Regions from separate parts of the Homo sapiens genome. Here region 2 is linked to region 1. Evidence: chromatin loops called from intact Hi-C (ENCODE). Cell type or tissue: CD4-positive, alpha-beta T cell. All regions are shown on one strand.

Region 1 (8,000 bases):
CCCTGGGCTCTATTTCCCTACCCCTTCATTTATTGGGCACTTATCCCAAGTGGTGCTCCATGGCTATTTTTGGGTCCTGTGGTTTCTTGCCTCTTAGGCAGCACCATCCAGACAGACTCTCTACTCTTCTATAGGAGACTTCAACAGATGAAGTTTACCTCCTTGTTCAGGGGTCCCCAAGGAAACTGCACCTGCAAGGTGCATTGCCATCATCTCTTCTGTTCTAGAAAGATGAAGACAAATTGAAGGCAATTCAGAGACAAGTAACTTAGGTGATTGGGGTGATGTCAGGGGAAAGATGAAAAGAACTGCACATGCAAGCGTCTGCTCAGGTTGTGTTGAAGAAATTGGAGAAAGGGGATGTAGGGAAGCTTCCAGTGCCTGAGCGGATCAGGCTCAGAGTTACTTTCAGGATACAGACATCTGACTCGGTTCCTCCCTAGCTTGGCCTCTTTGTGGATCTGTTTCCTTTTTCATAAAACAGGGATGAAAAGGATGCATTGTTGTTGGAGATTAAAGGACATACTGTACATTTATAATCACCTAGAATAGTGCCAGGCACATAGGAAGAGCTCAAGTAATGCATCATGTTTTTGGAACACAGAAAATTTGAGCTAGAAAGAATCTTAGCCTCATATTCAGCTTCTCAGTCTTCAGAGGAGGAAACTGAAGCTCAGAGGCAGAGGTGATGGATCCATGGACACAACACTAGCTACAGGAAGAATATGACTAGTCCTAAATTCATTCTTTCTTTAAGACAAAATAATATATTACGGCTCCCTGTCATTTTAAAGGTGTTTTGATGGTTAATGTCCAGACAGTGAGAAAAAGTGGCACATATTTATTAGGCTTCAAGTTCTTCTGAGTTTCTTTAGAGAGGGTAAGCGCATTGGTGGTAGCTTTTCTGAGATGAAATGTAGCCTTCTCCTTACAAAGGCCTACTGCTGAAGCTCACCTTCTTACTCTGAGTGCTAACACCATGGCTAAATGCATATGGGCTTTTACAACAACTTCGGGTGTTGACACCATGACTGGTTACATGTGGGCTTTTTATTCAGGTGGCTGAGTAGAGGCAGACGCCAGCTCCTTATTTTCCAAGTTCTCTTGTAGGTGTCTGTGGGTATGGGTGAGGAAATGTACTCTAACTTCACAAAAATAAATTAAGCTTCCTCTTGCAACATACGTGAAGGATTCCAATGCTTTTAACTTCTAAGTGATCTCACAAGACATTTTTTTCAATCAAGATACATTGATTAAACAATGATTATTATTCCATCTTATGTTAATCAAAATTTAGCTGCCAATCAGAGCTTCTGATCAGTAAACTGTCATTGCTATCCTACTGGGTTGACCTAATTCTAGGCCATAAATTGAAACATCATTTTTTTTTTTTTTTTTTAGTGTGCCCGGGCAAACCTGTCTCCCATAAAAATTTCTGTTTCATTTTTGGAAATACTGAAAGATGTCCAAAGAGTCCCATTATCACTTTCAAGAAGCGCTAGGGACTGCCACCATGAACCATAGGGTGAAGAAGCTAGGAGGGATCTCAAATAATCTAGTCAAACTCCTGGCATTTACAGAAGGAACAGAGGCCCAGGGACTGGATAATGGCCCAAAGATACTGGCAGAGGCCTCTTGGAGTGGCTTTGTATTAGTTCATTCTCATGCTGCTAGTAAAGATATACCCAAGACTGGGTAATTTATAAAGGAAAGAGATTTATTTGACTCACAGTTCATATGGCTGGGGAGGCCTCACAATCACGGCAGAAGAGCAAGGGACACCTTACATGGTGGTAGGCAAGAGAGAGCTTGTGCAGGGGAACTCCCCTTTATAAAACCATCAGCTCTCGTGAGACTTATTCACTATCATGAGCACAGCACAGGAAAGACTAACCCCCATGATTCAATTACCTTTCACTGGGCCCCTCCCATGACATGTGGGAGCTACAATTCAAGATGGGATTTGGGTGGGTACACAACCAAACCATATCAGGCCTTCCCAGCTCTAGTGATGTCCCTCATTCCTGAGAATGACTGCAGTATAGGGGGAGGCCTCAGGGTCACATCTGGGCTGTCATTCCTCCTGACCTGGACCCCAGAGATAGCAGGTTCTCTCTCCTGGCCTCGAGCTGAGCTTATCAGTCTCTTTCTCAAGAGTTTGACATTTGACACAGGGACTCAGGCTGAAGGTTTCTTGAGGGTAGGTCTGTGAAAGGTGGCACAATTGGAAGGAAGTCCATGCTCTCCTAATGCTGAGTGCTGGAGCCAGTCTCATGCTCTCTCTTCACGTGTCTTGGTTGTCCAACTCTTTCTTCAATTTCATACAGCAGGGGCCTTCCAATAAATTTTTCATAAAAAACAAAGATCATTTAGAGCTGGTTTCCATTACTGGTTACCAAGAGAATTTTAACTAAAAAGATAAAGAATTAGTAAATAGCAATATTATACCTAGAATCCAGGTCTCATGATTTTCAGTCTAATGCTCTATCTGGCACAGCACACTGCCACTCAGAAAAATCCATAAAGTCTTGATATAACTCATGCTTTGAGCGATATAATAATTATTAGACAATGAAAATTCTAGGGGGAAAAACGCAACCTGTTTTGGAATCTTTATTGAAAGCTCTTTTTCAAAGTATGAGATGGGAAAAACAAGTCACATATATACCTAAATATTTGATTGCATTAAACTAGAATAATGCATTCAGTTTACTTTAAAATGAGATATTATTATACAATCTCTAGGGTAGATTTACCAAAGCATTAATATACAAAATAGAAAGACATTCTCTGAATTTTGAAGTATCTTTCACTGGTATGTTTAATAATGCCACCTGGTTTTCTGTGAGTTCCTAGAGGGATGCAAATGAGTATGCTCCTATAGACAAATGAATATGCTTCTCTTCAAGGTTGTGAAGGAAAAAATAAGGATCTTCTATTTTACTCCTGTCCCTGTTTATGAATAGAGAAACCAAGGCATTGAGGCTGATTTAATTGCTTGAGGTCCACTGAGAGGAGGCAGTGGAGGGGTCAAAGGAAGAACTAGAATTAAAGCCCACGTGCTTACTGCTGTCTAAGCTTGGGCTTAGCTTCTGAAGTGAATTTTGAATGAAAGGAGAATGATGGCTTCGTTTGTCTATTACACATCTTTATACTTCCCATGCCTACCATGTAAACAGGCACCTAATCAATATTGATGGAAAGATGAATAGAGGCAGGGAGAGGAACTAAAAAGGAGGATGAAAGAAAAGTAGGAAATAGGGAGGGAAGAAAGACAAAGCTACTGATATGGTTTGGATTTGTGTCCCTGCCCAAATCTCATGTTGAATTGTGATCCCCAGTGTTGGAGGAGGAGCCTGGTGGGAGGTGTTTGGATCATGGGGGTGGATTTCCCCCTTGCTGTTCTCGTGATACTGAGTGAGTTCTCACAAGATATGGTTGTTTAAAAGTGTGTAGCACCTCTCCCTGCTCTCTCTTCCTCCTTCTCTGGCCATGTAAGACGTGCCTGCTTCCCCTTTGCCTTCTGCCATGATTGAAAGTTTCCTGAAGGCTCCCCAGCCCTGCTTCCTGGACAGCCTGCAGAACCCTGAGCCAATTAAACCTCCTTTCTTCATAAATTACCCAGTCTCAGGTAGTTCTTTATAGCAATGTGAGAACAGACTAATACAGCTACTGAACTGGAGAGTGTTAAAGGAGAGCTTATTTAAAAATTGCCCCAGGAAGTCCTGAGGACACATGTCCTGGTTAAGCTATGAGGCAGAGAAGTTAGGAAACCTCTAGCCATCCTGGCTGGAATGGGGATTCATATGTGGAAAAAGGGAAAAGATGCAGAATAGAGGAAAGAGAATCAAAAGAAAGCAAAAGATGAAGAGGTTGAGGTTGACTTTTGGGGAGCGGCTGTGCGGTGCATGGTGAGCTCCCTGTCCTTCCCAGATGCTAGGCTCTCTCAGCTCCCCCTGGTTATTGGCCCCCTCCTCGCTCAAGGTGCCTACTCCTCTCCTGTTTTTGATCAAAGCCAGCCTCCAGGAAGTGGAGGCACATTCACAGCTGAATAAAACACTGACCTCTTTTTAAAGTGTTACCAAGACATTTGCATTTTAGCAGATTTAAACCTTGAGCTACAGAAATGAATTTGTAATGACGCAGTTTGTGTCATCAGCTGGGGGACTGACAAAGTTTCACTTGGTGCCCCGAAATGAATCCCACTGAATGACTCTTACTGCTCAAGTCCTGCTTCTTCCCCAAATGCTCTTCCTCTTCCTACTTCCTGACTCAGCCCTCCTCCATGCACCTGGGCCCTACTCGTCTTCCATCTGCTCGGTTTCCTACCACTTGACTGGTAAGCCAAGCATTAAGGAGTTCTAGTCCCAAGTGCACACACAGGAAGAAATTATGCACTGCATCCAAAAGGGGGTGTGTGCTCTTCCTGCAGAATATGTGGCTTGTGCTTTGGGCCCAGGGTGGCATGTCCCCACTCCTTGAGATGTAATTTGTGCTCCCCAGTGTCACAGGCTGGCCCATGCCATGCCAAGAAAGTTTAGGTAAACAGGGGTAAGGAGGGAAATCTGGAGATGGTTTGAGGCAGATGAAAATAAGAAGAAAGATTAATGGATGAGGAGGAGTCCATTTGGCCACAGTAGTTCGATGCCATACTCACAGATGTCCACCAGGAGCAGTGTTTCCTAGAGGGTTCCTGTATTAGGGTTCTGTAAAGGGACATAACTAATAGGATATATGGATATATGAAGAGGAGAATTGACTCACACGACCACAAGGTGAAGTCCCCCACAATAAACCGTCTGCAAGCTGAGGAGCCAGGAAGCGTATCTGAGTTCCCAAACCTCAAAAGTAGGGAAGCCAACAGTGCAGCCTTCAGTCTGTGGCCAAAAACCTGAGAGCCCCTGACAAATCCCTGGCGTAACTCCAAGTGTCCAAAGGCTGGAGAACTTGGAGTCGGATGTTCAAGAGCAGGAAGCATCCAGCACAGGAGAAAGATGAAGGCCAGCAGACTTAGCAAGTCTGCTAATTCCACCTTCTTCTGCCTGCTTTCTTCTAGCCAGGCTGGCAGCTGATGAGACGGTGGCCACCAAGATTGAGGGTGGGTTGTGCCTCTCCAGTCCACTGACTCAAATGTTAATCTCCTTTGGCAACACCCTCACAGACACACCCAGGAACAATACTTTGCATTATTCAATCTAATCAAGTCGACACTGAATACTAACCATCACATTTACTGTTTTGGTGATCTGGGACCAGGGCCATTAGGGCCCGATGGGAGTCATTTGAATTTCACAGTTAGGAGGTTGAATGAATGGAGAACTTTAAGGGCAAGCAGAGTAGTTTAAAGGTATGAATAAACTGTGTGTGTGTGTGTGTGTGTATGTGTATGTGTGTTTTCCAAATTGGTGGGAGGCTAGCAATTAAGACTTTGTTGAAGAGACCACTATATCAAGAAACTGACATTTTAATAAATCCAGATCAACTTCTGTTTCAACCATTCTGAATGCTAATGCTCTGCTGTGGGTCTGAAATTAGAGCTTTTAAGGACCCATTATACCAATACTTGTCGTCTCTTGATGCCTCAGTTTCCCTTCCAAATGACCATTTCGTTATTGACACGCCTTCAGTTTTCTTTTGCCTTATCAACCATTCAGCAAAAACAATTTAAATTCATGCCTTAGTAAAATTGCAAGTTACTTTGGGTAATGGACCTCCTGGGTCAAAATAGCAAATGATAAGCCTGTAAATGCCAGTATTCTGTCTACTGTATAAAGCTGGGCTCCAGAGGGAAGTGGTTTGGTGGTGTTCCCACTCAACTCGGGTTCACTTACAACTCCGAGCTCCTCTGTTTTGAGATGAAGGGAATGAGGTTTTTTACTGAGAGGGGAATCTATTGGAGAATTCTCCTTCCTTAAGGGAAGGTTCTGGGGTGCACCATCAAGCCTGATGAACCAGCTGCTATAGTTTTCTATCCTCTCAGAACTGGGTAGTGCAGTTTGCAGCCTGAGCCTCGGCCGGCCCTGGGTGAGTTGCTGGTGTTGGGATCTTAGCAGGAGAGGAAGCAGACAAGAGGAGCCCAGCACGGAAGCTTGTGAGCCGGAAGAGGCAATAGCATCTGCCAAGTTGATAAAGAGTAATGTGCGGATCTTGAAATCGCTGAAAGTGCAGAGGGAGGGGCCCTCCGAGAGGGAGAGAGAGCACAATGTCCCACCAGGGAAGCCGCAGCACTTCCTCTCTGGTTTGATTCCCGTTATGCATGTCAGACAGACTTACTCAGAGAAAGAAGGGGGTGGAGGGGAGTAGAAAATCAATTGTTTTTCATAATTATTGATCTCTTTCAATGAATCGCTGTGGTAATGGAGTGGGAGGGGATGGAGGAGAAAGGGTCAGCCCCAAAGGGTGAGTAGCCATCCATTTCGGCACTAGGAGTGTCAGGAGCCCACCGAGGGTGCTGGGCAAGAAACTGCCACTGTGTCCCCAAGACGCTGTGGGAGGAGCAAGGCTCAAGTCTACCCAGGGTTGGGGGAAGGGCCTGAACATGCTTGTTTAAATATTTGGGGTTGGAGATTCATCCAGATGAGTTGGAGTTCTCCACCTCTGTGTTAGAAAATAATACACATCTAATTGCAGAAAAGATGGCTATAGAAAAGAGTACTGTAGTAGAAAGGTATGTAATTTCACGAGAGCATTGCAAACATTCCAATGTTTTCTCCACATATGGTTTATGTACTTATGATAGAACTTACATGTACAATATCATATCTTGCTTTGTTTGCTTATCAATAAGTTGCATTTGCTACACTATTAAAAGCTCTTTAGAACATCCTTTAAATAGGACTTTTTTTGGTATAAAATAACAAATGACCATTACAGAGAATTTGGAAATATGCAAAAAATATAAAACATAAGTAAAAGTATTCAAAATTTTACCACCTAGAAATGACTCCTGTTGATAATTTAGTATATTTCATTCTAAGCTGTTTTCTATACATGTATACATAATGTATTTACCTCCATGAAATTTTGATCATGATGTATATATATTTTTCATATTCTATTTTTTCACTTATGTGACCAAATAATTTTTAAAAACATGATTTTTAATGTTCGTGTAATGTTCCATCATATGTGCTCAGCAGTTTTTATTGTATTGATCCTATTACTTCCAGTGTTTGGGTTATAATAAACAACACAGTGATGGCTTCTTTACATCTATCTTTAACCTCTTCTCTCGGTACCTAGAAAATACTATTTTCGTGGAGATGGAGCTGGATTTCCCCTCAGCTTCAGGTAGAAACTCCACTTCCCCTGGCCTGCTGAAGCTTGGCCCATGCAAATTTCTAAACTTGGCTCAGAACCTGCTGAAAGCCTCTAGTGGTGGTTGTCCCTCACTGACAACCCTCAATTTTTTTTTTCAGTTTAGCGTTTTTCTAGAGCTTTCTGTCTAATACAGTAATACATATGTGGCTCTTCAGATTCAAACTAACTCAAATCAAACAAAATTAGAAACTCAGTTTCTTGGTCACACTAACTACATTTCAGGTGCTCCAGAGACACACACATGGCTCATGGCTACCATATTGGACATAAAGTCACAGAGCATTTCCATTGTGGCAGAAAATTCTATGGGAAGGTTACTCTGGGCACTTCTGATTGACTTGTCTGGGGGGGTCTCTCCAAGTTTTTGGGGCTGTCAGTCTCTACTTGCAATCCCCTTCCACCATCTTCTCAGGCAGACCCATGTTTCAGACTTCTCTTTTTCTGCTTGTACCTAATTTTTGCACCTAAGATGGAGCTTAGAGCAGGTTCTTTTTGTCTCTGGGTGAGTAAGAATTTACCCAGAGATCTGAATGATAAAAGCATAAGTAAGCTTTTCTAGTGCTACCTCCTCAGACTCAATGAGGAAGAAAATGGATATTCCTAGCCAAAAAAGGAAGTTAGCAGAGGTGGCATCTCACCTCTCCAGGCTGGGGATAGCTCAGCTGACAGAAGGGGTGAGC
Region 2 (8,000 bases), 110 kb before region 1:
CTAATAATAAACATATTGAGGATAATGAGAGCCAGTTTTCTGATTGTCAGATAAGGAAGTTACAAATACGGAAAGGGAGAAATTAAAATGACCTCTGTAGCATTGGTTTGGAATTGGAGATATTGAAGTGAAATTGTGGTGATAGCTAGATACTGAAACAAATATATATATATTTATTTCAGTATATATAAAGGATATATAAATATATATAAAAATGCATGCACATTTATATGTATCTATTCATACTCATATATTATGCACATATGTATGTATGAATGTACATTCATTCAGATATTCCTTAGATCCGTCATCGAGAGGAGCTGGGAGCAACAGCATTCTAATAGCAAAGAGCTCACCATATGCCCAGATCTTTGATCTAAACACCATCTTTCACTAGAAAGGAACCATAGCTTCTTGAAGAAATGGCTAAGCCCTAGGCAGGAAAAAATACAAGATGGGAACATACCGAAAGGGCAGTGCCATCTTGAAGGGGCTATCACTGGCCCCAACTTGGGCAGATTTAACCCACTGAGTAACAAAGGAATGGTCCAAACTGATATCATGGGTCAATGCTAATATAATAAATAATTAATAAATAAAAGGAGAAAGGAGAAATCTTTCCCTTAGTATAGAATGCAAACTAATAAATGTTAAAGGAGTGATATATTTATGAAATTATTATTTGACAACCACCATAGTAATAATTCAGCCAAGAAACATCAATTGCATGTTAAAACTAGGGGGCTACTCTTCTGAGGAACAGGATGGATGTTTACATGTTAAATTCCCTTCCAACTCATGAACTACAAAACTAAACAGAGTAAATTCTTACAAAGAAGAAACCTGACAGACACCACCTAAATCAAGTGATCAACATTAACATGACCAGGAATGGGCCACATCAAAATGTGATAGGATGCAGTGAGAACACAGCAGCGGTGCTTCTGAGACTGTCCCACCAAAAGGATAGCATGAATCTAATCATGAGGAAAACATCAGACATGCCTGAGGGAGGCCCAGTCTACAAAATAGCTGGTCTGTAACTTCTGAAGTGTCAAAATCATGAAAGTCACGGGAAAAAGTCTCAAAGAACTGGTCCAAATTGAAGAAAACTAAAGAGACACAATGAAATACAATACGTGATCCTGGACTGGATCCTTTTTGCTATCAAAGACATCACTGGGACAATTGCCAGAACGTGAACAGTGTCTGTAGACTCGATGATAGTAATATAGCAATGTTATTTATTTGCTTATTTTGAGGATTGTATGGTTGTTATAGAGGAGATTGTTCTTGTTTGGGGTATTTGGGGCTGATGGGGTATCATTTTGGCAATTCACTGTCAAATGGTTCAGGAAGAAAAGTTTGTACTATTCTTGAAACTTTTCTGTAAGTTTAAAAGCATTTCAAGATAAAAAAAGAATTACATGTTTTAAAAAGCAGCAAAGGTAAAAGAAGTTTACTTTAAAAAATGAATTGAATGCTATGACATTCTTAAAGAGCTAGATGCGAAGGCTTGCTCTACTAGAGTCATTATAATAAGTTACCACAATTAAAAGAGTGAAATGATATGGAATTGATGGATGGGACAGAATAGAGAGTTCAGAAACTGACCCATGCATATGTGGTTGGTTGATTTATGATGAAGTTTGTGCTTCAGGTCAGAGGGGAGAGAATGGTCTTTAAAAAAAATGGTGCCAGCTCAGTTAGATGTCCCCATGGAAAAAGAGGAAAACTGGACCCTCTCTTACTCCATACTTGAAAGTCAATTTCAATTGGAGTATCATTTAAATGAGTAAACACCAAAACTTCTAGAATATAGTATAGAAGAATAGCTCCATAACCTCAGTGTAAGGAACTGTTTCTTAAACAGCATACGAAAAAACACTACCCATAAGGGAAAATGCTGATAAATTGTATTCCTTTAAAATGGAGAATTTTTGTTCATCAGGACATTATGAAGAGAATGAAAAGGCAAGCCTTAAGACGAAGATATTTGTGAAACAGCCAACAAAAGGTCATATCCAGAATATATAAAAAAGGCCTATAAACCAGTAAGAAAAAGACAGCTGAATAGAAGAATGGGCAAGAGACTGAAATAAGCACTTCACACAAAAAAACGTAAATGACCAATAAGCTTATGAAATGTACTCCATGGAACTGCTAATTAGGGAAATGCAAATTAAATTCACAACGAGATGCTACCATTTGTCCTGTGACGTGGCAAAAATGTAAAAGATGGAAAATAGCGTTGACAAGGATATGAAGCAACTAGCTTCTAATACATTGCTGGTAAGATTATAAATTGGTACAGCCAATTTGGAAAATGATTTGACATTTTCTATGAAAGCCGAATCTATACATAACTTATGACTCAGCAATACCATTTCTAGGTACATACTTAGTGTTCAGTAGCATTATTCATACTAGCTACAGAGTAAAAACAACCAAATGTGCATCATAGTAAAACTGATTAAATATATTTAGGCATCTGGAATATGATGCAATCATACGGATGACTGATTTATGGCTACACATAAAAACACAGATGATTCTTACAGTGTTGAGCCAAAGAAGTCAAATACTAAAGAATGAATATTGTGTAATTGCATTCATATAAATTTTTTAAGGCAGAAAAAGGATAGTTTTTAGAGATGGATGCTTATGCAGTAAAACTTATGAGAAGTAAAGAAGTGTTACCATATATGGACGGCAGTTACCTTTCTTGGGGTTGGAGGGTGTCCTGATTGGAAGGGGACACTAATGGGATTTCTAGGGTCTTGCTACTATTCTGTCTCTTTGCCTGAGTGGTGAATGGGTGTATTTCATTTATGAGAATTCATTATCTGTACATTTGTTTTCTGTACTTCACTGTATTTTATACTTCGGAATAAAAAGGATTCAAAATAAATTCAAACAGGTTCAGGGTTATTCCTATGACAAAGTCATTTCCACTCCCTTGATAATACCTACCTGAAACTGACATTTGGTGAGGGCTATTCTGTGCCAGCCACTGTGTTAAGCATCTCAATATCTCCTGTTGCCATCTGGGCACGGTGGCTCACGCCTGTAATCCCAGCACTTTGGGAGGCCGAGGCAGGTGGATCACTTGAGGTCAAGAGTTCGAGATCAGCCTGACCAACATGGCAAAACCCTGTCTCTACTAAAAATACAAAAATTAGCCAGGCACGGTGGCTCACGCCTGTAATCCCAGCACTTTGGGAGGCCGAGGCAGGTGGATCACTTGAGGTCAAGAGTTCGAGATCAGCCTGGCCAACATGGCAAAACCCTGTCTCTACTAAAAATACAAACATTAGCCAGGCACGGTGGCTCACGCCTGTAATCCCAGTACTTTGGGAGGCCGAGGCAGGTGGATCACTTGAGGTCAAGAGTTCGAGATCAGCCTGACCAACATGGCAAAACCCTGTCTCTACTAAAAATACAAAAATTAGCCAGGCATGGTGGCTCACGCCTGTAATCCCAGCACTTTGGGAGGCCAAGGCAGGTGGATCACTTGAGGTCAAGAGTTCGAGATCAGCCTCACCAACATGGCAAAACCCTGTCTGTACTAAAAATACAAAAATTAGCCAGGCATGGTGGCTCACGCCTGTAATCCCAGAACTTTGGGAGGCCGAGGCAGGTGGATCACTTGAGGTCAAGAGTTCGAGATCAGCCTGGCCAACATGGCAAAACCCTGTCTCTACTAAAAATACAAACATTAGCCAGGCATGGTGGTGTGCACCTGTAATCCCAGCTACTTGGGAGACTGAGGCAGGAGAATTGCTTCAACCCGGGAAATGGAGGTTGCAGTGAGCCAAAATTACGCTACTGCACTCCAGCCTGGGTGACAGAGTGAGACTCCATCTAAAAAAAAAAAAAAAAAAAAAGTGCAATAATCCTATAAATTAGGTATTTTTATTATTCTTATTTTGCAGGTAAGAAAACTGAGGCTTGGAGGGATTAAATAACCTGCTAAGGGTCATACAGTGCGTAAACAACGCAATCTGCCCTCCCTAGAAGTCTGGCTCTTAACTGTTGCATGAGCTCCTCTCTATCCAAGCCCCACCTTGACACTAGATCTTTAGGACAACCCTTGTTATAAACCTCCAAGTTCCCCCCATCCCCACGGTGTCCGGTACAGTGCATTTGTCCAGGACAAGCCTTCAATAAATGTTGAGTTGAATGAAGGAATAAAAGCCCCATCATTTTCGTCGGCTTTCTCTCGTGTACTGGGTGCAGTAGCACAAAATATCTTGTCTGTGCAAAGTTACTGAGATTTTGAGCAGAGGAAAAATAACTGGAGAACCTCCTGCCTGTGGCTGATGCTAATTTTGCTCACTGGGGTCTGTCAGGCAAATTCCCCACTTCCTTTTTTGCTTTCCCTGAGCTCCAAGACATCTGCCTAACTCCATGGTGTTCCCCCGCTCGGCCTGCCACCCAGGAAGTGGTAGAGGGGGAGACACAGCCAGGCTGTGTGCGCGTGCACTGCTTCTGCCTCCGGAAGGTCCCAGGTGCAACCACTCAGCAGGCCCCAGGTGGGCCACCAGGGTGCAGGGCACAGAGCCCAGCCATTCTAAATAAAACTCCAAGTCCATGTGGTTGCTGGGTTTTCAAGGTCTTCTGAGGCAAAAAGAGTTTGGAAGGAAAGTGACTGTCGGTCTGGAACTTTCAGGCCCCATTCAGTGGAGATTTGTTACTGGTACATTGGCTTTGGAGCTGGAGCTGCTCATGAATGCAGATACAAAGCAGATGGGTGGGGCTCCATGCAAAGTCACCAGCTCAGCCTTTGAGCCTGCCTTTGCTGAGCACCCTCTTCCTGTTGCTAGTAGATTAAAAATAAACAACTGCAGAAAAGAGAAAATCAAACTTCGAGAACTCTACACGTACTCTCTTGAACATTTTTAATTTTGTTTTGTGTTTTTGAAACACAGTCTTGCTCTTTCACCCAGGCTGGAGTTCAGTGGCATGATTTTGGCTCACTGCAACCTCTACCTCCCAGATTCAAGCGATTCTCCTGTTTCAGCCTCCTGAGTAGCTGGGATTACAAGTGCCCGCCACCACGCCTAGCTATGAACATTTTTTTAAGAGACAGTCTTGCTTTGTCACCCAGGCTGGAGTGCAGTGGTGCGATCATAGCTCACTGCAGCTTCAAACTCCTGGCCTCAAGCAATTCTCCTGCCTCGGCCTCCCAAAGCACTGGGATTACAGGTGTGAGGCACCATGCAGGGCCCCTTGCTGGACAATTTCAACCATAATTTCAAGTTGCCCAAAACACCTATTTATTTATAATTCTCCCGCCTATCCCTCAACTCTCCCCAACTGACTCCTCTTCCTCTTGACTTTATGACACCCTACTCACTCATCACATGTTTGTGTCATCTGGGCTTAAAGTCTAAGGTTCATGGACTCCCCCCCCCCCATCCACCTGATCTTACCAGCCCTTGGATACCATCAATTTGGCCCAGACAGCCTTTTAGAGCCAGGAGAACTTGGGTCAATTCTTGGTTTTATAGACATCTTAAAGCCACATTAGTAATGTCCTTAAAGTGAGGATTACTAGGCACTTTGAAGGTTATAGGCAGTCTGTAATATCCTTCAGGAAGATCGCTATAAATCTGTAGAGAGTGGTATAAAAGGGTCAAGTCTCTTCCAGTTCTTTTTCCATAATCTCTTGCCCTAGACAGTAGTAAATAATGTTCGCTGTGGCTTATCCAAGCGTTAATGCCTTCCTTAGTGACAGACCTTGAGTTTGTCCAAGTAGCAGATGGACAAGTGTTTCAGGGGAAAGGAGATCCCCTTCCCAGACCCAGGGATGAATCCTGGTTAACTTAAGCCAATCATAGTAATTCAACTTCCCTTGCCAGTGATTGGCTCAGGAGTGGGCATGTGACATGATTCTAGCCAATGACTTGTGAAGAAAGTCTGCTGAGTGCTTCTGGGAAAGTTAAAAGGGGGCACTAGTGATGCCAGGTTGTGTTTCCCCTGATGGCCTTTGATGTGTGAGTGTACAAGACCTGGAGCTTTGGTGACCACCTTGTGAACATGGAGTGACAGGTCTGAGTACAGAAACTGAGGCATGGGGGATGGGAAGAATCTATGGGTTTTTTTTTTTTGTATTGTTGAGCTGCTGAATTAATCAGTTAAAACTGTTCTACTATTAGACTTCTTATTACAAGAGGCAATACATTTTTTCTTTTTCTTATGTTGGATTGGGTTTGCTGTTATTGTTAGCTGAAACCTCCTAACTGATACATCTGCATTCAACAAAGAGGTGCTCTCCCTCTCTCACTCCTATTCTCTTTCCATCATTAGGGATCCAACTTCAGGCTAGCAGGGACATGGTTTTTTAGTGATGTCTTCATAATCTCTTACCGGAATCCCTGTCTCATCAAATGCCTGGTCAAGGTTAAGCTTCTAATTTCTAGTCATGGAATAGAACAGTGTTAAATGAAGAAGTCCTCAGCCAGGCATATCAGAATCACATGGGAAATGGGAAAGGATCTGAATAGACGTTTCTCCAAAGAAAATATACAAATGGCCATAAGGACATGAAAAGATGCCCAACATCACTAATCATTAGGGAAATATGAATTAAAACTTCAATGAAACACCAATTCACAACCACTAAGATGGCTATGATTTTTAAAAAAAGAACAATAACAAGTGCTGGTGAAGACACGGGAAAGTTAGAACTCTCATACATTGCTGGTAGGAATGTGAAATGATGCCACAGCCTGGCAGTTCCTTAAAAGGTTGAACATGGAGTTACCATATGACCCAGCAATTCTATACCTAGGAATATACCCAGGAGAAATGAAAACATAGGTTTATACAAAAACTTGTACACAAATGTTGACAGTAGCATTATTCATGATAGCTGACAAGTGGAAACCATCCAAATCTCCATCAACTAATGAATGAATAAAATGTGGTATATCCATACAATCAAATATTATTGAACAAAAAGGAATGGAGGTCTGATGCATGCTACAACATGGGTGAGCCTCAAAAACATTACGCTAAGTGAAAAGAAGCCACTCACAGAAAGACCACATATTGCATAGTTCCATTTATATGAAATGATCAGAACAGGCAAATCCACAGAAACAGAAAGTGAATGAGTGGTTGCTAGGGGTTAAGAGGAATGAGGAGTGACTGCTAAAGGTTTTCTTTTTTTGTGTAAAGAAAATGTTCTAAAATTAGATTGTGGTGATTAATTGCACAACTCTGAACATACTAAAAACCATCAATTTGTGCATTTTTTTTTAAAATTGAGACAGGTCTTGCTTTGTTGCCCAGGCTGGAGTACAGTGGCGTGATCATGGCTCACTACAGCCTCAACCTGCTGGGCTTAATCTATCCACCTGCCTCAGCCTCCTGAGTAGCTGGGACTACAGGTGGGTGCCACCACACCCAGCTAATTTTAATATTTTTTTGTAGAGATGGAGGCTTACCATCTTGCCCAGGTTGGGATTTCTGCACTTTAAATGGGTGAATTTTATGATATGTGAATGATATTTCAATAAAGATGTTTTTAAAAAGAAATGTGATTAAACCATTTTTGTTTTCTGAATTTACAAGAATTGGGAACTCTATTAACTTATTAAAAATTAACAGTATAGGCCAAAACAATTGCTATATAGGATAATAATAAATGTTACTTCTATGCATTTAACAAAAACCTCACATATCACCTGGGGAGTTTCCCTGGCATCACCTGAGACCTACAGATCTGACCTGGAGGGAGGCCTGGGAGTGAACGGCTCAAGTTCACCAAGTTCAAAGAAACCAGAGGGAAGTTCTTCACGTCAGAATAGTGGCTCTCGACCAGTTGAGGTATTTATTTGCAGGAAGAATGCTGAGTGTTACCTAAAACTGTAACACAATGGTCCAAGAATCCATGGTTACAGCAGAGTCTGAGAGTCAGACCTTTTACTTACTTATTTATGTACTTATACATAATAATTATTGATACATACTAACTGTACACATAATTGATA

What was found. A loop is a pair of places that touch in the nucleus more often than their neighbours do. Peaks named below come from ENCODE experiments on the same cell type or tissue, not always from the same donor. Only the 100,000 strongest peaks of a DNase experiment are listed, where the experiment ranks them.
Region 2: a loop joins it to region 1, with 2.4 times the contacts of the local background. A loop is called at or near these places in 5 of 110 quality-filtered maps.

What each region holds. Positions count from the first base shown.
Region 1 is chr7:132,653,704-132,661,703 of GRCh38, reverse strand. FLJ40288 (Putative uncharacterized protein FLJ40288) reads right to left here. Exons shown (of 5, transcript NR_046323.1): 2 at 159-223. Among named protein-coding and RNA genes, the nearest start is that of FLJ40288, 8.9 kb to the right of the region's middle. In CD4-positive, alpha-beta T cell, CTCF peaks have their summits at 4,403, 4,693 and 7,472; a DNase peak (open chromatin) is centred at 6,173; H3K4me3 peaks cover 653 bases; H3K27ac peaks cover 953 bases.
Region 2 is chr7:132,768,139-132,776,138 of GRCh38, reverse strand. No RefSeq gene overlaps it. Among named protein-coding and RNA genes, the nearest start is that of FLJ40288, 120 kb to the right of the region's middle. RefSeq lists enhancers at 4,033-4,532, 4,533-5,034. In CD4-positive, alpha-beta T cell, no CTCF peak of the experiment used is centred here; DNase peaks (open chromatin) are centred at 4,508 and 4,758; H3K27ac peaks cover 2,160 bases.